Regions from separate parts of the Mus musculus genome. Here all the other regions are linked to region 3. A link is a loop called in an ENCODE intact Hi-C map of the cell type or tissue named here. Cell type or tissue: heart. All regions are shown on one strand. Links, peaks and the distances in the headings refer to the core of each region. The heading gives the core; the rest is flanking DNA. Region 1 holds the start of Eef2 (eukaryotic translation elongation factor 2). Region 2 overlaps Thop1 (thimet oligopeptidase 1). Region 3 overlaps Gng7 (guanine nucleotide binding protein (G protein), gamma 7).

The links. Hi-C counts contacts between places; a loop is a spot of excess contacts. Peaks named below come from ENCODE experiments on the same cell type or tissue, not always from the same donor. Only the 100,000 strongest peaks of a DNase experiment are listed, where the experiment ranks them.
Region 1: it touches region 3 in a loop (7-fold over the local background); 14 of 42 quality-filtered maps call a loop at or near these places.
Region 2: a loop joins it to region 3, with 9 times the contacts of the local background. A loop is called at or near these places in 17 of 42 quality-filtered maps.

Annotation. Positions count from the first base shown.
Region 1 is chr10:81,171,785-81,178,459 of GRCm38, forward strand. Eef2 (eukaryotic translation elongation factor 2) reads left to right here and starts at 4,847. Exons shown (of 14, transcript NM_007907.2): 1 at 4,847-4,945; 2 at 5,881-6,095; 3 at 6,269-6,450. The coding sequence starts at 4,943. In heart, for the core only: CTCF peaks have their summits at 1,462 and 3,420 (motif pointing left); DNase peaks (open chromatin) are centred at 1,527, 3,417, 4,277, 4,757 and 2 weaker places; H3K4me3 peaks cover 3,552 bases; H3K27ac peaks cover 3,791 bases.
Region 2 is chr10:81,079,414-81,086,088 of GRCm38, forward strand. Thop1 (thimet oligopeptidase 1) reads left to right here. Exons shown (of 13, transcript NM_022653.4): 7 at 45-180; 8 at 458-824; 9 at 1,000-1,201; 10 at 1,614-1,800; 11 at 1,894-2,022; 12 at 2,187-2,323; 13 at 2,451-2,947. The coding sequence ends at 2,606. It overlaps Creb3l3 (cAMP responsive element binding protein 3-like 3), which reads right to left. Exons shown (of 10, transcript NM_001382818.1): 8 at 6,617-6,675; 9 at 6,237-6,333; 10 at 4,916-5,721. The coding sequence ends at 5,342. Among named protein-coding and RNA genes, the nearest start is that of Creb3l3, 9.8 kb to the right of the region's middle. In heart, for the core only: a CTCF peak has its summit at 3,044 (motif pointing left); a DNase peak (open chromatin) is centred at 2,898; H3K27ac peaks cover 373 bases.
Region 3 is chr10:80,996,971-81,003,645 of GRCm38, forward strand. It overlaps Gng7 (guanine nucleotide binding protein (G protein), gamma 7), which reads right to left. Exons shown (of 4, transcript NM_010319.3): 2 at 1,022-1,074. Among named protein-coding and RNA genes, the nearest start is that of Gng7, 15 kb to the right of the region's middle. In heart, for the core only: CTCF peaks have their summits at 2,064 (motif pointing right) and 3,080 (motif pointing right); DNase peaks (open chromatin) are centred at 2,050 and 3,011; H3K27ac peaks cover 463 bases; H3K27me3 peaks cover 2,496 bases.

The DNA.
Region 1 (6,675 bases), core at 512-5,511, 170 kb after region 3:
GCTCAGATCCTTTTTTTTAAAAAATACACACACACACTTTATTGTCTTTTTTCTCTTTTTTAAAAAAGAATTATTTATTTTTCTTTATACAAGTCCAGGCTGTCTTCAGACACACACCAGAAGAGGGCATTGGATCCCATTACAGATGGTTGTGAGCCACCATGTGGTTACTGGGAATTGAACTCAGAACCGTTGGAAGAGCAGTCAGTGCTCTTAACCACTGAGCCATCTCTCCAGCCCTTTTCTTCTTTTCCAGACAAGATTTGTGTCTGGAGTCCTGAAACTTGCTCTGTAAACCAGGCTCTGCCTGCCGTGTGCTGGGATTAAAGGGATGTCATTGCAGGTTTCCGTTTAGTATTTCTAACTGTGTGTATATGCTCACACGAGGGCAGTGGCTCAGAGTCCAGAAGACGGTGTTGGGTTCCTTGTGAGACTTCTTATGTGGGTGCTGGGAATCCAACCAGTATCTTGTGTTGTATCAGCTCTCCTACCCAGGTAGCCATCTCCCCATCCCCAGCTAGGCCTACATTCCCTTTCATTTCACCTATTTGTTTTTTTTTTTTTTTTTAAAGATTTATTTTATTAATATATGTAAGTACACTGTAGCTGTCTTCAGACACTCCAGAAGAGGGAGTCAGATCTTGTTGCGGATGGTTGTGAGCCACCATGTGGTTGCTGGGATTTGAACTTTGGACCTTTGGAAGAGCAGTCGGGTGCTCTTACCCACTGAGCCATCTCACCAGCCCCATTTCACCTATTTGTATTACTTCATGGCTTGTTTTCCTTTGTCATGCACATACGACTTTGTCCGCAATCAGTGTGTATGTGTGGGTCAGAAGTTGACATCAGGTGTTGTCCTTCATCTTTATTTTCTACTTAATTGAGGAAGAGACAAGAGAATCCCTTTGGATCAGTGGCAGGCTAGTTTAGCCTCGTGGAACTCCATATTCTCCAAGGGCACGCTGAAGGTTTTTATGCAGGAACTGGTATTGAACACAGATTTTCATGGTTTCATGGCAAGTACTTAACCAATTGAGCGATGACTCAAGCCTTGGTTTTTGTTTGTTTTGTTTTTTTTTTTTCTTGTGATTTTAGCCAGAGTCTTATGTAGCCCAGCTGCCCGCTGCACTCGGTATCCTCCCACCTCCATCTCCCCAGTGCTAGGAAGTCTGGTTTGTGGTGTTGATGATGGTTTGGTGCATGCTAGGCTTGCCCACTGTCCACTGAGCCCCAGTCCCACTCCTCTTTATTATAGGTACCTCGTTAACTAGTTTGTTATTCATTCTAATGCCCAGAGACATCCAGTAACTTATCCAAGGCCACTCAGTAGATTAAAGCAGGACCAGAATTTAAACTTACATCTTGTCTAACCAAATCTTAAATATGATTTATTTCAACGTATATATTTCTTCCCTACACAGAGGAAAGATAGATCCGAGCACCGTGCAGTTGGGTCGTCCTGCCGGCAGGGACCGCTGTATCACGCGCCGCGCACGCGCCGCGCACGCGCAGTGACACCTTCCTGCGTTTTTCTTTGAGCCCCTTTCCTGCACCCTGTCGTGTCCTTGCCCCGCTCTGGCCTAAACTGATTACTGCAGATCCTGAATGGCTGTCTAGCAGCAAGCTCTGCAGATCGTAGTTGTGTACATCTGGCCCCATCCCCACAGTTGTCTGTCACCCAGTCTCGGTCCTGAACATTGCTTTCTACTCTTTCCCTCATTAGCTTCTTAGAATTTAACAAGGCCAATCCCTGAGAGCAATGTAACTGTTTCTCTTCAAAATAAAATGTAATTACTTAGTCCAGAAAGTGGCACACTCCTTTAGCCCCGACCCTAGAGACCCAGAGCCAGGGAGAATGTCTGAGGTTCCAGGCCAGACCACAACGGTGCTCAGTTAGGCCTTGTCTCAGAGTTTTGTTTTCAAATACATTCTATTTTAACTGGTGTGGTAGCCCGCACCTTTGATCCCAGAAGTTTCAAGTTAGACGCAGGCAGATCTCTGTGAATTTGAGGCCACTCTGGTTTACATAGTGAGTTTCAGGCCAGCCAGTACTATGTAGACAAACTCTGTCTCAAACAAAAATGATTTTTTTTTTTGAACGAGGGTCTCCTGTAGCCCAGGCTGACTTGATCTTGGCTCCTGCTTCCACCTGCATCCTGTTCTGGTTTCTGTAGTATTTGAGATGGAAGTCAGACCCCTGTGCCTGCTTGGTCAGTACTTGCTGAACTCAGTCCAGCTCGATGAATGTTTTCTTTATTATTAATGTGTGCATGATGTCTGTGCCCCCCCCCCCCACACACACACATGTGGGTTAGAGAAGTTCCTGGAGTGGTGCTGTCTTTCCACCATGGCTTTGGTCACTCTGAGGGTGTCAGGCTTGCAAAGCACACACTTTCCCCCAGGGAACTCAGTTTTCAGTTTGAGAGACCTTCTGGGAAGTCAGGGTTGACTATGAATTTCCCACAGTTGTTTATCTCTGAACACTTTGGAATAACAGGCTAGTCTAGCCACCTCCATCCCCAGTCCCCTTTATTTATTCATTTATTTTTCTGAGACTGAAGGCATGTGCCTGCCACTGCCTGGCTTTTCAACCTCCTCTTTAGTCTTTGAAACAAATTCTCTGTGTAGCCCAGGCTGGCCTTGAACTCATGTAGCTGAGGATAATCTTGTGCTTCTGTTCCTCCAGTCTCCCGCTGGTGGGATAAGAGGCATGCACTGCCAACGCTAGTTTATGTGGCTGTGGGGTGGAAATCAGGGCTTCTCCTCTGCTAGGAAAATGCTCTATATCCTGGCCCCAGCCCCAGCAGACTGAATCTCTGATAACATTTGCCCTGTCTGGTTGCAAAGACCCCATTCTCCCTAGAATGAGCTGTTAAGAGTCTCTGACACTCACTTCAGGGAACAATCTGCTCTTCAAGAAAATGGATCCTTCCAACCATCGGGATGCAAAATTCCCGACCATAGGGCGCATGCGCTGGCCGGGGAAACCCTGACTGGAATGCAGTCACGTACCCAGGTGTAGGTGGTCCTTAGTTCTTGAGACTGCCACTCCTTGGGTGGCTCTGCGCCCCTGCCAATAAATAGACACGATTCTTGTCACTGGCCTCGGCGTCCTCTCAGCGGTAGAGGCAGATGCCGGTTAACTTTAGAGCCAAGATTCGCAAACCGCATTGCTTAATTTATACTTATTTTAGGCTGGGACACCTCCCCTCCTGTCCCTCCCAGCCTGGAAGGGTAAAATGTGTCCCTCGCTTTAACGGAGGAAGCTCGTAACAAGGTTTCTGGGGCGGGGGGTGGGGTGGGGTCGTCTGCACGAGTTGAACGCAGAAACAATGAGCATCTATTGTGTGCAGAAGGCTGCGCACCCAGGGTCAGGCGGGGACAGCCATGCTCACGGTCCTGCGATGCCTCCTGCTGGACACACGCGGCACTGTCAGCATCGAGGGCTCTCTTGAAAAACACACTTTCTCTTTGCTTTGTTCAGATAGTGGCTGGAGCCAAGGCTACGAGTTATGGGCTACTGAATGAAACCTTGTCTAAATGTGCAAAAATTTAGGAGACAAGTGACAAAATCCAAGAAAGGACAGGTTTGGCAATGTTTTGTTTTTGAAACAAGGTCTCCTGTAGCCCAGGATGTCATTAGAATTCACTGTGTAAGTTAAGGAAGGATGGCCTTGAATTCCTGATCTCCCTGCAGAGATCAGACCCTGCCTCCATCTGCCAAGTCCTGGAATGACAGCTGGCTGCCACCCGCCTAGCTCCACGTGCTGATCTATCTATCTTTTTTGTTGTTTTTTTGTTTTGTTTCGTTTTTTTTTTTTTTTTTTTTTTTTTTTTTTTTTTTTTTGAGACAGGGTTTCTCTGTGTAGCCCTGGCTGTCCTGGAACTCACTCTGTAGACCAGCCTGGCCTCGAACTCAGAAATTGGCCTGCCTCTGTCTCTGCTGGGATTAAAGGCATGCACCACCAACGCCCCGCCTTTTTGTTTGTTTTTAAGATAGGGTTTCTTGATTTAGCCTTGTCTGTCATGGAACTCACTCTGTAGACCAGGTTAGCCTTGAACAAAGATCTCCTGTCTTTGCCTTCTAAATGCTGGGATTAAAGGCGTGCACCACTACTGTCTGCCTTTTGTTTTGGTTTTATCATAATTGTTGCATTTTTGCCCGCAGGAGGATCAGGAATTCAAGGACAACCTCTACAGCCAACCCAGTTGAGGGCCAGCCTGTTCTATCGAGATCCTGTCTCCGGACAAAAAAAGTTTCATGAGAGCGTGGTGTGTTGGCACAGTCTTTTAGTCCGAGCACTGACGCAGTAGATTAAGGCAGATCTTCATGATTTGGTGCGGTCCTGGGCTGCATCCAAAGACCTTGTTTCCAAAACAAACAAACGAAAAAGTGTAATAAAAATACAAGCAAGGTTTTGCAGAAATAAATCTGTGGCCTCAAGGGTCCCTTTCTCCAGCTTTTCCCAGAGGTGTCAAATTACATAACAGTCTCAAACCCAGGAAATTGAACTTTGGCACAACCCACTGACCGGTCCGAATTTCAAAGTCTTTTTCCTATTGACCTACAAGGTTTTCAAGAATCATGTTGTAAGCAACTGTGTTCTGAGGAATCTATGTTTAAAAACCCATCCGTGGATCTTGGCCCAGGGTCCAGAGACTGAGCTAGCCACGCCCCGGCCGCGCCGCAGCCACTCCCACGGCAGTTCAAGTGTTAAGTCCCAAAGACCGCGCTCTGTGCATGCGCAGACCCGTCCACAGCTGGCTCCTAGCCAACCCGGCCGGACGAGCACCCGGCGCCGTCACGTGACGCACCCAACCGGCGTCGACCTATAAAAGGCCGGGCGTTGACGTCAGCGGTCTCTTCCGCCGCAGCCGCCGCCATCGTCGGCGCGCTTCCCTGTTCACCTCTGACTCTGAGAATCCGTCGCCATCCGCCACCATGGTGAGTCTCCTCGGCTCCGCTAGACTCGGGGACCGAGACGAATCTCTGGGGCAGCGGGACGTGGCTGTAGCGGGACGCTGAGAGGGACGGGAGGAAGAGACATGGCTGCCCTGGCCCGGGCGGCAGGACGTGGTCGGGCCGCGGCGCCATATCTGCGCGTCCCTGAGGGCCTTGGGAGTGTCAACTGCCGAGGTCGGGGTGTTTTCTTGAAGTCCTTCAACTCCCCGCGGCCGCCGGGGTGACTGCGGGAGGGGTTGTGCTTGGTGATGTGGCAGCGGGCAAAGCGCCGTCCCCGCGCCCCTGGTGACGGGCGGAGGGTGTCCTCGGGAGGTGACAGCCTGTAGGGCTGGCTTCCTTGGACACCTCCAGTGGGCTGAACGCCTTCCGGGCCCTTTCCGGTAGCCCCCGTCTCTGTTTTCTATCTGAGTTCACACGTGAGCACCGGTCCCCATAATCTAAGAAAGTGGCTCACTGGGCCTAGTGGCGCATTGTGGCCTTTGATCCGGGCTTTGACCTTGGCGCACAGCACCCAGTGGTTTGGGGAAGAGGTGTGTGTAGCAGAGGAGGTTTTTTCGTGCTTTGGTCCCAATCAATCCGGCATCTTTGCAGTGCCGAGGTGGCCGTGCACCTTGGCTTTGAATTCTTGTGCTGAGGTTATGTGACTTGAGCCTCAAGATAGGGTCTTCTAGCACAGGCTTGCTCTTAAGTGTCGCAGTTGTCGGTTTCGGCGTTTGTTTAGAGCTGTGGACACATCTGTGAACTTTTGATGCTTATTTCAGAGGTCCTGGGTTGTACGTTTGAGTCACACTGTGAGCTCAGCTCCAATCTTGGGCCGACATCTGGTTCCTGCCCCTGCTGTGGGGTGCTATTGACCCACCGATGCCTGCCAAGTTGGGTTCCCAGAATCAGCCTGGCTGCCCATCCCCCCACCACAGGTGAACTTCACAGTAGATCAGATCCGTGCCATCATGGACAAGAAAGCCAACATCCGGAACATGTCAGTCATCGCCCATGTGGACCACGGCAAGTCCACGCTGACCGACTCCCTTGTGTGCAAGGCTGGCATCATTGCCTCTGCCCGAGCTGGGGAGACGCGCTTCACTGACACTCGCAAGGATGAGCAGGAGCGCTGCATCACAATCAAATCCACGTGAGTGAGGGGACAGCCCCGAGGGGTTGTGCTCTGGGTGTCACTCGGGTGTGTTTGCTGCCAGTGGACAAATAGTGGCGTGTTTAGGGTCCTCTCTGTGACATGCTTGTGTGTGCTGCCTAGCCTGCCTTGGTCAGATGCTGAATGGACTGTTGACCTCTTCCTCTCCGTAGCGCCATCTCCCTCTTCTACGAGCTCTCTGAGAACGACCTGAACTTCATTAAGCAGAGCAAGGATGGCTCGGGCTTCCTCATCAACCTCATCGACTCTCCAGGCCATGTGGACTTCTCTTCAGAGGTGACAGCTGCCTTGCGTGTCACCGATGGAGCTCTGGTGGTGGTGGACTGTGTGTCTGGTAAGCCTTGGGTGGGAGCTGTAACAGACAGTTGCTGGTGTTTTCATGGCCCAGTACCACATTTTTGGGGGTGTAAATTGAAATCATATTCATTTTAAGGCAAGGATGAATTCTGCTCTAATTTGAAATTGTATGTGCCAGTCCCCATGTCAGGGCAGGGAGATTGTGAAGTCCACCTAAGTGTGGGGCCAGTTTCCTATAATTTCAGTGCTCTGAGGCAGAGGT
Region 2 (6,675 bases), core at 840-5,839, 82 kb after region 3:
TGGGGTAGTGCAGAGCTAGAGCCGCCATGCCTGTGTCCCTGCAGGAGAACTGTGCCATTCTGAAGGAGCTAGTGTCCCTGCGAGCACAGAAGTCCAGCCTGTTGGGGTTCCACACACACGCGGACTACGTCCTGGAGATGAACATGGCCAAGACCAGTCAAACAGTAGCCACCTTCCTAGGTAGCCACTCTACTCTGGCCATGGACTCCCATCTTTGCCTCACCCACTCAGCCTGGAAGGCCATTGTCATGACCGTGTCAGGGGCAGAGCCTGCAGCCCAAGTCCAGCTGCTTCCTTCCACACGCCCTTGCCCTGGCAGTGAGGGGCCCCCCTGGCTCTCTCTCCTGGGGTTCTGGATGGTGATGTAGCTAGGTCTCCTGTTGCATGTGGGTGTGTGTTGTCCTCTTTCCTGGGCAGCAGGCAGGGGTGGCGGAGGGTGACGGTGGTGTCTCTGCAGATGAGCTGGCACAGAAGCTGAAGCCCCTGGGTGAGCAGGAGCGCGCGGTCATCCTGGAGCTGAAGGAGGCAGAGTGCGCCAAGCGGGGACTGCCATTCGACGGGCGCATCCACGCATGGGACATGCGCTACTACATGAACCAGGTGGAGGAGACTCGCTATCGTGTGGACCAGAACCTGCTGAAGGAGTACTTCCCCATGCAGGTGGTCACACGTGGGCTGCTGGCCATCTACCAAGAGCTGCTGGGGCTGACCTTCACGCTGGAGGAAGGTGCCGCTGCCTGGCACGAGGACGTGCGGCTCTACTCAGTGCGGGACGCCGCCTCTGGAGAGGAGATCGGCAAGTTCTACCTCGACCTATACCCCAGGTGAGAATGGGGCCCTGCCAGGCATGGGGCAGAGGAGTAGGAAGTCCAGGGCAGCTTGGGGCTCCTGCTGTGGGGGGGGGGCCTGCAGCCCCCGGATCCACTGCCAGGCACTGAACATTGGCTCTGGATGCCCCGGTACCTCTCGTCTCTGCCCTGACCTCATCTCGATCCCCAGGGAAGGGAAATATGGCCATGCAGCCTGCTTTGGCCTGCAGCCTGGCTGCCTACGGCAGGATGGCAGCCGGCAGCTGGCCGTCGCAGCCATGGTGGCCAATTTCACGAAGCCCACACCTGACGCGCCATCCCTGCTGCAGCATGATGAGGTGGAGACCTACTTCCACGAGTTCGGGCACGTCATGCACCAGCTGTGCTCGCAGGTGAGCTGGGCCCGCGAGATCACTCCTCGCCAGCCCTGGGCCTTCTGCCCTGCAGAAATTGTTTTTATTATATTTGCTAACTTGGTGTGAGGGCATGTGTGTGTGTGCCTTACGTGTGCAGACCCCACCAGCATCAGGCTTGTCAGCATTGACCCACTGACCTGACCTGCCTCTTCCCTCCTATGCTGTGTCTGACAGTGACCTACCATCTGTCACAGTGCCATCTCACCCACACTTGCATGCCAGGATGACTTTGGGGACAGTTTGTCCAGGAGGGAGGCTGGAGCAGAGCCTTATTGAGTGTGAGACTGGAGAAAAGGAGCCAGGGAGGTGGCACAGCCTCTGGCCTCAGCAGCTGCTGGCATCCAGTGTGCAGAAGCCAGGGAGCTGACATCTGCCGTGCCTGGTCTAGGCGGAGTTTGCCATGTTCAGTGGGACCCACGTGGAGCGGGACTTTGTGGAGGCGCCGTCCCAGATGCTGGAGAACTGGGTGTGGGAGAAGGAGCCCCTGATGCGCATGTCTCAGCACTACCGCACGGGCAGCGAGGCCCCTCAGGACCTCCTGGAGAAGCTCATCAAGTCTCGCCAGGCCAATGCAGGTGAGCCGTGCTGCTGCAGCCACGTTGCTCAGCCAGGTGAGAACCTTTGCAGTGCTTTCCCAGCCTGAGGCTGACCTCTGACCTCCCCCCAAGGTCTCTTCAACCTGCGGCAGATTGTGCTTGCCAAGGTGGATCAGGTCCTGCACACACAGACAGACGCAGACCCGGCTGAGGAATATGCCCGGCTCTGCCAAGAGATCCTCGGGGTGCCAGCCACACCAGGTAATGTTCACACTGCAGGGCCACCACCATCCCAGCTCCCAGAGAGCTGAGAATTCCCCACCCTGGGGGGCGGGGGGCTGCAGGAGATTCAGGCCTTACCCGTGGAGGCTGTGCACCCTCAAAGTATCTCCATGGGCCCCTCATTGCGCCCTGTGTCTGCCCAGGTACCAACATGCCAGCCACTTTCGGCCACCTAGCTGGCGGCTATGATGCTCAGTACTATGGCTACTTATGGAGCGAAGTGTACTCGATGGACATGTTCCACACACGCTTCAAGCAAGAGGGTGTGCTTAGCCCCAAGGTGAGCTATGATGCAGGGGCCCTGGCCACAGCCAGCTGCGGGGAGAATGGTGTGAGGGGCGTGAGGCTTTTGACCCCAGGTCAGTGAAACTCCAGCTGCCCACTGTGACCCATCTCCTTTTTCCCAGGTTGGCATGGACTACAGGACCAGCATCCTGAGGCCAGGGGGCTCTGAGGACGCCAGCGCCATGCTGAAGCAGTTCCTGGGCCGCGACCCCAAGCAGGACGCCTTCCTCCTGAGCAAGGGTCTGCAGGTGGAGGGCAGCGAGGCGCCTGCGTGCTGACCGGTCCCCAGCTCGCCGCCCTGTGCCTTAGCCCAGCCTGCTGGGCAGCTCAGCAACCCTTGGGCGTACAGATGAGCTTGGGGAAGTTTCCATCCTTGTCCCACCCCGGCTCCAGGTCCCCTGGCCTCAGGCTGCCCAGTGGTCTCCTTGCACTAGCCCCTCCCCAACCTGATGTTGGACATTAAACTCCACACAGGGGCACCCTGCCTGGTCCTCTCTCTGTACTGCTCTGCCCCAGGCTTGGCCAGCTACTTCCTCACTGGCATCATGGTGTGACATGTGATAGTCTAGCCGTTGGAGGGTGCTAAGAACTGGTGCCAGGGTCACCTGCGCAATGTGTCACTCAGGGTCACTGTGTCTGTTCTCAGCTACCAGCTCCTTTCTGGACCTCTCTAGGGAATGGGTGGGAGCAAGACTTGGTGAGGGGCTGCCATCTGCTGGCTCTGTACAGTATTGCAACCTCTAGCTTCTATTATTTCTGCATAACAAAAAAAGATAGGGCCTTCCTTGTGTAGCAGGGCTGGCCTCCTCTGACTTGCTCAAATATCAGACAGTGAGCACATGCATACAACTGAAGAACTAGTAGCCACAGCAGAAGGAAGCCGGTGGGGTCAGTCTTGATCCTTGAGTAACACAAGGTCCCAATCATCTAATCAATATGCCTCGAGTCCACAGACCAACAGCCACACCTTCAGACACAGTGGACCCGCCCATCCGGTATGGGAGGAGGTCTCTAAATGCACCAGGATGGGCAGCCCCAGGCTATTGTAGGCTGTGTGGCTCAAGGAACTGTGGGACTGACAGACATCTCATTTGCTGCCTGCACAGGCCTTCAGGCTTGAGTTTGAGTCTCCAGGACCATGGGAACAGTTGTTAGGGTTGTGACCCCTGTAATGTCAGCACTGGAGTGAGGCGAGGGCAGGCAAATGCTTGGGGCTCACTGGTTAACTGTCCTAGGTGAATAGGTGAGGCCATCAGGCTCAGAAGATGGCCCAGAGGCTACAGCACCAGCTGCTCCCACAGAGGCCCCAGAATCTCAGTACCCACGTGGAGACTCACACCAGCCTGTACCTACTCTCTCTAGAGGGTCAGGTGCCCCTCCTGGCCTCCTGTGCACAGACAGCCACACGGGACAGCCGGGGGCTGAGAAATGGCTCAGTGGTTAGGAGCACTGACTGCTCGTGCAGACTTAGGCTGAGGACCCACCCTTCACACACATCTGGCAAGGCTGCAGCTGCATTCAGGCAGGCCCTGCCTCCAGCTCGCTTTACTGGGATTCAAACTATGGTCCTAATTGATGCTTGCCCTGCAATCATCCTTACGAGCCCTGTTATCCACCCCAAGACTGTCTCTGAGTTTTCTAGACAGTTTCTCAGTGTAGCCCTGGCTGTTCTGACTTTGTAGACCAGATTGACCTTGAACACAGAAATCCTCCTGCCTCTGACTTCTGAGTGCTGGCATTTGAAGCATGGCCGCCATCCATGACACAAGAGTTCTCTTATTCCTCCTGCCCCCTTTTCCTCCTGTGTTTACTGGCTGTTGTGAACTGCCCATAAGACCAGACACAATCATCCCCCTCACCGCCAGCTTCCTCACCATAAAATCAGTGCAAGGGGGTGGGGGCAGCCAGCCAAGACCCTCCTGGAGGCACAGGCCAGAGCTCATGCCCTCCAGGCTCCACTCTGCTCAACTCACTTCTGTTTTGGTTTTTGTTTTGTTTTTTTTTTGAGACAGGGTTTCTCTTTGTAGCCTGGCTTTCCTGGGACTCAGAAATCTGCCTGCCTCTGCCTCCCAAGTGCTGGGATTCAAGGTGTGTGCCACCACTGCCTGGCTTTGGGGGTTTGTTTGTTTTGTTTGTTTAAGATTTATTTATTATTATATGTGAGTACACTGTAGCTGACCTCAGACACACCAGAAGAGGGCATCAGATCTCATTATGGGTGGTTGTGAGCTACCATGTGGTTGCTGGGATTTGAACTCAGGACCTTCAGAAGAGCAGTCAGTGCTCTTATCCACTGAGCCATCTCGCCAGCCCCTTGTTTTGTTTTGTTGAACCGTGTCTCACTATGTAGACCAGGCTGGCCTCAAACTCAGAGATCTACCTGCATACAGCCTTCAGGTGCTAGGATTAAAGGTGTGTGCCCACATCTGCCTGACCTTGAACCTTGGGTCCTCCTCTCCTGCCTCTACCTCCCCGTGCTGGGATAACAGGTGTATACCCTGTGCCTGGTTCCTATGCTGCTGTGGATGGAGCCAAAGGGCTTCATACAAACTAGGCAAAGGTTTTACCCACTGAGCCGCAGCCCCAGTTTTGTCAAAATACTTTATTGAAGGTCACAAAGTCTTAGAAAAGGAGGTGGTGCTCACACCTTTAATCCTAGCACTTGAGACACAGAAGCAGGTAGAGCTCTGTAAATCTGAGGCCAGCCTGGTCTACAAGAGGAAGACCTCTCTCCAAAAGAGGAAGATGGAAGTTTGTGGGCTAAACCTTGATTTGGGAAGCCCAGGTCCCAGAGACTCTGCATCTTCCTGGTGGTCAGGGGAGAGTAGGAGCTCCATGGTTGGAGGTTAGGGTTCAGGTGTTAGTGTCAGTCTGTCTGCATGTATGGGTAAAGGGCTCTGGTTCCTGTTCTACCCCAGGGCCTTCATGTCTCTGTGCCTGGAAACCCCATTTCCCCCTGACTTGGGGGTCAGCTTCTCCAGGAGGCAGTCGTCCCCAGGGCTGTCTGAGTCTGTCACAGCACCCCCAATGCATCTTGCACCAGACGGACCCTAAGCCACCTTGGTACCCAGGACAGCCACATCTCCCCTGGTATCTCCAGCCCAACCCGGCCTGGACTGAGCAGTGGTTCTGAAGCCACCCAGTCCAGCAGGGTGGCCCGTCCCAGGTCCTCTGTGGAGTTGGCCAGCACCAGGGTGGAGTTGTCTAGCTCTTCTGTCAGGTTGTCCAACATTGGAATTTCCAGAAAATTTCCCCAGTCTGCACTGAGACCACCGGAGGAAGGGCCTTTGTGGGGGGTACCAACGTCGGGCCAAGGTCCTGGGACCTCAGATCCTGGGGTGACATCGGGAGCCACGCGGGATGCAGCGTGGTTGTGGAGGGTTCTGGAAAACACTGGGGAGAACTAGGGAGTCAGAAGAGGCAGGCATGAGGCACAGCCTCAGCTTTGTGGAGTCTCACCTGCCCTAGGTGGGCAGGATGTAGTGGCAACTGTGTCCCCTGGGTTGTGTGACACTCATTGTATGAACAGTTTGGCAACATTCTGTTCTCTACCGTTTTGTGTATCTGGGACTTAAACTCCAGTTCTCAGGCTTAGTGGCAAGTATCTACTCTCTGAGCCATCCGCCTCAAGTCTCCTGATATGGTATGGGCTTTTGGTTTTGAGGGGTGTGTGTGTGTTGACATGTTTTGTCAGGGGTCTCACTTAGCCCAAGTTGTCCTATGTAGCCAAGGATAGCTCTGAAGTAATCCCCTGCCTCCACCTTCCCAGAGCTGTATGACAGGCCTGCACCATCACCCCTGGTATCTATGATGCTGGGAATGGAAGCCAAGGCCCTGCATAGCAGACCACTGTCCTGCCCCTGGCACCTCACCCTCACCCTGGGGATCCGAAGGCTGGTACTGCCTACCTCGCACTGGCACGAAGTCTCCAGGGCTGTCAACTTTGTTGGAGTTGAAAGGGCTGATGGAGGGGAGGATGATCAGGGCGAAGGACAGCAGAAGGACCTGCCGGAGATGGGGTGGGGTCACAGGCAGGGAAGCTGGGGTCCAGCTATCAGAGTGTGGGTCTCAGGAGGAGGCTGAGACTTTTTCTTTTATCTAAATTTTTTTAGATATACATGTTGATTATTGGAACAGACTTGCTTTATAGCCAGGCTGACTTGTAACTTGACACAATCCCCCCTGTATCTGTCTCCTGCTATTGAAGACACACACACACGTCATTCAACTGAGACCAAGGACCCCACCAGTCTTGGGGTTCCCAAGAGTGGCTGCAGGCAGGACTCACCGCTATGCAGGTGCCTGCATGGGCTGGCTTGCTGGTTGACTGGACCACAAGTGCCTGCA
Region 3 (6,675 bases), core at 1,029-6,028:
AGTTGGGAGCCCATGTGTGGGTGCTGGGACTTGAACCTGGGCTCTCTATGGGAACAGCTAGTGCTGTAGCCACTGAGCCATTTCTTATGCCCCATGGTGGGCATTTGTTCAATTCCAACACTCAAGGGTCTACCAGAGAGAATTTGTGGCCACAATCAAGGAAGGCTGTGCTGGCACAGGCCCTAGCATTCAAGAGGCAGAGGCAAGAGGGTTTCTGCAAGTTCCAGGCCAGCCTGGACTACATAATGAGACACTTTCTCAAAACAAAACATTAACAGCCCAGGCCTGGCCTCAGTCTGTTGCCAGGTGATCTTCCAACACGACACACTGCCCTCCCTTCTGAACTGAGAGTCCAAACAAATTTTTTCTTTATAATGGCTCCAGCCTTAGGCAGTTTGTAACAGTCACAGGAATCAATTAAGACGATGCAGCTCATACTCGATCCTGAGCCTCAGCAAACCTTTTCCCTTCTAAAGCAGCTGCAGCCTTGGGCACTTTGACACAGGCACAGAAACAGACTAACCTCGCAAGTTTTCAACAGGACTGGTAGTCAAAACGAAACCTTTTCTCCTCAAAGTATCAATCTTGCAGGTTTCCTCACACACCCAGAAAACAAAGCCAAATCTCAAAGGCACATCACGACTGAACACATCCAGCTTTTAGGTCTAAGGAGCCTCAACCCATGAGTTCAGAATATGGGGTGCAGGGAACATGGGATGTGGGAAACGGGGTGCCAAAATAGGTGTGGGAAACGGGATGCGGGCCCAAAGCATCTTGGGGTGGAACCAAGACAGCTAAGAGACTGACTGCATGGCTGTAACCTTTGCACCCTGACCCTGTCTGAGGTCGAGATCACCCCACACAGCACCATGGCCTCCCTCAGAACATCCACGCCGTGTTGCCAGGCATCGAGACCCCATCCTGCATGATCTCTGCATGATCCTGGACAGCCCAACGCCCCCACAGCCACCTTGACGCCCCTCTCCCACCCAGTCTTCAATGCCGCGAGCACAGCACCTACCTGCACCGTCCCACCGTCCCAGCACTGAGGTTCCAATAGAAAGGCTTCACACCCTGAAAAGAGAAACACTGTCCATTAATTAGGCACCGCAGGGTGCCAGGCTAGTGTCTGGGTCTCTGGATGGGAGGTCACGTCTGGCTCAGGCAGCGACAGGAACCCTCAACCAGCTGCTCCTGAGGCCCCGACAAACTGTGGGCTTCGGTTCCCGTGTGGGCGGCTTGCTGGGAACAGCAATTTGCTAAAAGGATGAGGCGGAATTCATAATTAATCTCCCGCGCATTTGAAAGGGAAATCGCGGGTGGGAGTGGGTGAGTATGAGACATTTGTCTGCAGAACTGGAGAGAGGATCAGGGGAATAGAGGCAGGGGACTGTCCATCTTGGGGCTGCCGAGTCAGAAGGCTTGGCACTTGGCTCAGGTTCACAGTGCGCCTCTCCTGCCACTCTTGCGGGACACGCGGGAAGATCCCCAGCCATAGGCACGCTCAGCACTCACAGACTCTTTGAGGATTTGAACCAGGTCATTTCTACAAAGCACTTTGTATACATTGTATACAGTGGGAGCAAAATAAATGCTGCACTTGCCCAACATGATTCATAGGGAAAGACGCTTATGGGTTTATTTCTCCAAACCCCTGTATCCCCAACACTATTTTCCTGTTTGTTTTTTGTACATTCATCTGTCCATCTGTCTATCTATCGGTCCATCGAGAGGGGTGGTGATTCTGACATTCAAACTCATGACCTCAGGCTTGACAGCAAGACGTTTTCATCTGTTGAGCCCTTTAGCCAGCCCTTATTTTATTTTATTTTTATTTTATTGAGACAAGATTTCACTACGGAGCTCTGACTAACAATCCTCCTGCCTGGGCTATGCACCTGCACTTTTTTTTTTTTTTTTTTTTTTGCCTCGCTATGCTATGCTGCTTGTGTGGCGCTGGGGCTACCCCGGGCCTGGTGCATTCTGGGATAGTGCTCCACCCAAACACCACCTTTCCTGAGTTTTTGCATGGTGTCACAGGCAGCTGTGATCCAGGCTACTGCCTGCAGGTGGCAGCGTCGCTGAAGGAAACGGCCGGAACCTTCGGGCTCCGAGGCTAGCCCAGTGATGAAAAGCCAGAGCTGGAGCAACAAGCCCCCTGAGTTTTTAGAGGTCCAGATTCCGTGAGATAAAGTGGATTTCGATGGTAGCATCTATAAAATAACACTACGGAAGGGCCCTGGGTGCCTGCCATCCAGCTGTCCCGCAATCACACTTCAGGAAACTGAGTTTCACACATGCTCAGACACAAACTGGACAGCGTCATCTAGGAGGAATTGGGGTGCATGCTGTGTGGACAGGGAGTTTATCTCAGAAGCTGGGGTCTTGTAAACACGGGGTGTGCGCTGGTGCCTATGCTGAGCAGAAAAAAAATTCCTAAATAATTAACTCGGGGTCCCCCCTAGGCGCCCTGTCCTTGGCCTGGCTCTATGTGGGGCGAGGAGCAGCGTTCACTCTGCCAAGAACGCCCGCGTGCAGGTCGAGGCGTCGCAGAGCTGCCCTGGTGCCCTGGATCCCTTGGCTCCAGCCTCTTCTAGAACCTTCGGGGGGGGGCGTCTCCCTTGCCCATGCTTATTCTCATCAGTCTCAGAGGACTCCAGGTCTCCTTGGCCTCCCTGAGAATGACACCGGACTGACAACCCTCCTTGTTCCCGAGGCTCTGACTCGTGACCCCTTCCTGCTCTTGTCTGCAGTGGGCAGGAGAGTATCGTTTTGGCGAATGAGGGCTGCTGGAGGGAGCATGAGACCCCGCAGCTACACTAAGACACTCCCCTCAGCCCCCCATCCTCCAGGATCATCCCCAGGGTGGACACCGTGGCCGCAGCATCCAGGACTTCCACCCACTCCTCGCCTAGGGTAACAGCCACGCGTGTCCCCGACATCACCCGGGGTCCCGTCGTGGACAATGAGCAGGCACAGTCATGAGGAGGTGACCATGAGAAAACGTCTTACAAACACGTGCTCACGCACAGCCATGCCCATATATTGGCCAAGTGTATGCAGCGCCCTCAAAGTCCAGAAGGGGGCATCAGAGCCCCGGGGAATGACGTCACACACGTCAGGGCTCCTTGTGGGAGCCAGTGACTAAACTCCAGTTCAGAAGCAAGAACATGTGCTTTTAGAACACTGCGCATTGCCACCAGTCCCAGTCAGACCCATTAAAAAAAAATAAGTACATTGTTAGCTGATTTAAGTCCCAACAGCCGTGGCCCCAAATTTCATCTTCCCATCAACTGACAGTGATACCTAAACGGACAAGGTACTTGAAAGACTCGAACAAGCCGGGTGGTGGTGGCCGCAGCGGTGCCCCACGCCTTTAATCCCAGGACTCAGGAAGCAGAAGCAGGAGGCTCTCTGGTCTACAGAGGCCAGCCTAGTCTACAGAGCGAGTTCCAGGACTGCCAGGGCTACACAGTGAAACCCTGTCTCAAAACAACGAACAAAAAGCGCTGCCCAGTGCACCCTGGGAATAGGCTGTCATAGAGAAACGCACATAACTATTCATTTGTAGGAAGGCCCATCGATCACGCATCTGTTGGTTTATTGGAACCGGGGCCCCACTATGCAATCCAGGCTAGTCTCGAGCTCAGTTATCTTCTTGTCTCAGTGTGATCTTGGTGTTAATCTTCACCATCACCTTGACAGTGACAGTGAATCAACAAGGAAACAAGCCCATCTGAGAGGAAGTCTACACATTGTTAACTGACGTGGGACCCACCCTGACTTGGTGAGGCTGTCAAACAACCTGAGGTCCTGGACTGAGGAGGCAGGAGAGATTAAGCTGAGCCAGAGTGATCACCTCTCTCTGCTTCGTGACTGAGAACCCCGCCCACTTCCCGCCGCCACGCCCACCTCCCTCCACCACGTCCTCCCCGCCTGGATGGACATTAGAACTGTGGCCAGAGGAAACCCCTCGGTCCCATAAATTGCTTGTGTCACAGAGACAACAGGAGCCGAAACTAGGACTCTCGGCTTTCCAAATGATTAGCCCAGGGGCGCCATGCACACGGTCCTGGGTCATCTTCAGTGGGTGCTCTGGGCCCTGAAGATGCTCAACAGAAGCCCCCAACCCCATATGCCAGGCGCTTCCTGAGCTGGGGCAGCCACGTGTCCCCAGACATGGCCCAGTGTCCCCTGGAAGACACAGTCACCCTCAGGTGAGACTGTTCTTCCCTGCACATCTCTCAAGGTGACAGGCATACCTCTCCAGCAGGTCGCAGCTCCTCCGCAGGGAGCGAGTGGGTGGGATGGGCTGTCTGAGCCCCCTTCCCTTCCCACGCTGACATGGGCACGTGGCTCAGGCACCGCTCTCCTGCAGGCTCGATATAGCAAAGCGGGGCCCTTCTTTTGTGCCACATGAAGCTGTCAACATCATCACCATAGCAACCATCTAAATATGTCACCCAGGAACACTGATTGCCAAGGCAGGGAGCAGAGGGTGACGGTTCCACTCTGGATGGGGTGCGGGGTGCAGGCAAGAGAGCATTGAAGCACCAGGGACCAGGGTGCTGAGTGACTGAGGTTGGGGGAGAGGGGACCTGGAGCTGGCTGTGTCACAGCCCTGAGTGGTCAGGGCAGAACAGTTGAACTTAAGGACTGAACGCCAACCATTCAAAGTATTTTATGCTTCTTGCGGGCACTGTGGTCAGGTTGAATCCTCCTGCCTCAGCTCCCAGAGCGCTGGAGTGACATTTCCACGGTGGCCAGCTTCCTGATTGTTCTTGAACATTCCGGTCCCCGCCTTGCGCCTGTGGCCAGCAGGATCCGTGCAGTCGTCTCCTCTTAGCTGGGAGGCAATGGAGTCCGACACACAGACAAGATGGGGCCTCCCTGGGGTACCAGGCACACAGGGTGGGGGCGGCCCGGACCCTGCAAGTGCTCGGCAAGTCCCCGGCTTGCACAAACTCCATGGCAGGAGTTCCCCTGGTGTGATATGGCACAGTGACTGGTGTGTGGAGACAGCTTGCAGGTGGCTGGGGGCGGGGAGGGGGCGCCAAGCCTGAGGAATGACCCAGTTCAATCTCTGGGACTCACATGGTGGAGGGAGAATTGGCCCCAGGAGTCGTCCTCTGACCCAGGCACTCACCAAGGCCTGAGCAGAAACAGAGCGAGACAACTGAATGTAGAGAAGCTGTGTCCAAAGGAAGAGGCACACGGGGACCCACAGTCACCTTGCAAAAATGCCCAATGGTGAACACTCACTCACACACACACACACACACACACACACACCACACGCACACACATCACACACATCACACACACACACACATACACACACATCACACACATATACCCCCCCACATACACACCACACACACATCACACATACACACACACCACATACACACACACACATCACACACACACACATACACATCACACACACATCACACACACAGATACAACACACACACACACAAACACCCTGGCTTATCTTCAGGGTGGCTGTGGCTCTGGGCTCCCATCAATCCTGGTTCCCTTTGGTGTCCCGCTGTAGTGCTGGGGTAGAACTAACCCCCCACGCACAGCAGAACTCACAGCGGAGCCGGGACCCAGCCCCTCACTGGGTGGAGGCCTCGTAGAACAAGGTCAGTACTGGAGAATATTGAGGAGCTCCCAGTGAGCAGATATTTCTGAAACCTCCACTCAGGCCTCCTTAGCACTCTCCTGCCTCAGGCTATGACCTTGGATCAGGCAGACATCAAAGACTGTCAGTGAGCTGCTTTACTGTCCAGAGGAGAGGGGACCGGCCATCCTGAGACCTGAGTCATGGAGCCGCCTTTGCCCTGCGCTCCTCAATTAGCTTATTGTCCATCTATTCCAAAATGTAAAATTCATTTAAAAAGAAATGGAGAAAGACGCCGTGCTTCCAGAGGAGACTTTGAAACCGGAGCCTTTGGTTCCCATGACAGCCTCCTAACGACACTATTATATAAAATCCAGAGAAGATACTAAAAACAGAATATGCAAATTAGAGAGGGGTGGGTCCGTGGAGGAGACAGGTAGGGGAGATGGCCCCCCATGCAAGGGGGCTGTGCTGGAGGAAGCTTCCGGAACACTGAGGGTGGCTGGGGACAGCACGGTGCCCTCACGCATGAGCCTGACTCCTGGGCCTTGTACAGCGTACAGCGTGCAGCTGGGGCTGGACTGAAAGTCAGCAGCCGCTTTACGGGTGGAAAGAAAACCAGAAGTGATGAAAGAAAGAAGCTTCTGGAATGGATTATGAGCCTATAATCTTAGCACGGAGGAGTGGGGAGGCTGAGGCAGGAGGATTGCTGGGAGTATGAGGTCAGCTTGGGTAACATAGCAAGACTCTGTTTAAAAATAAAAACAAAGCTTGTTACAATAAGTAAGCCGAATGAGGCAGACTGGGAACCCCAGCTTCTTAAATCTTAAATAAGAGGGTGACAAGCCCAAGGCTCGCCTCAACACAGAGAGAGTTCAAATCCAGCCTTTGTGTCAGAAAGAAAAAGTGGAAGAGGGCCAGCAAGAGGGCTCAGTACAGAAAAAAGCTTGCTGCCAAGTCTGATGACTAAAGTTCAGTTCAGTCTCCAAGACAGGGTCTCACTCTGTAGCCCTGGCTGTCCTAGAACTCACTGTGTAAACCAGGTT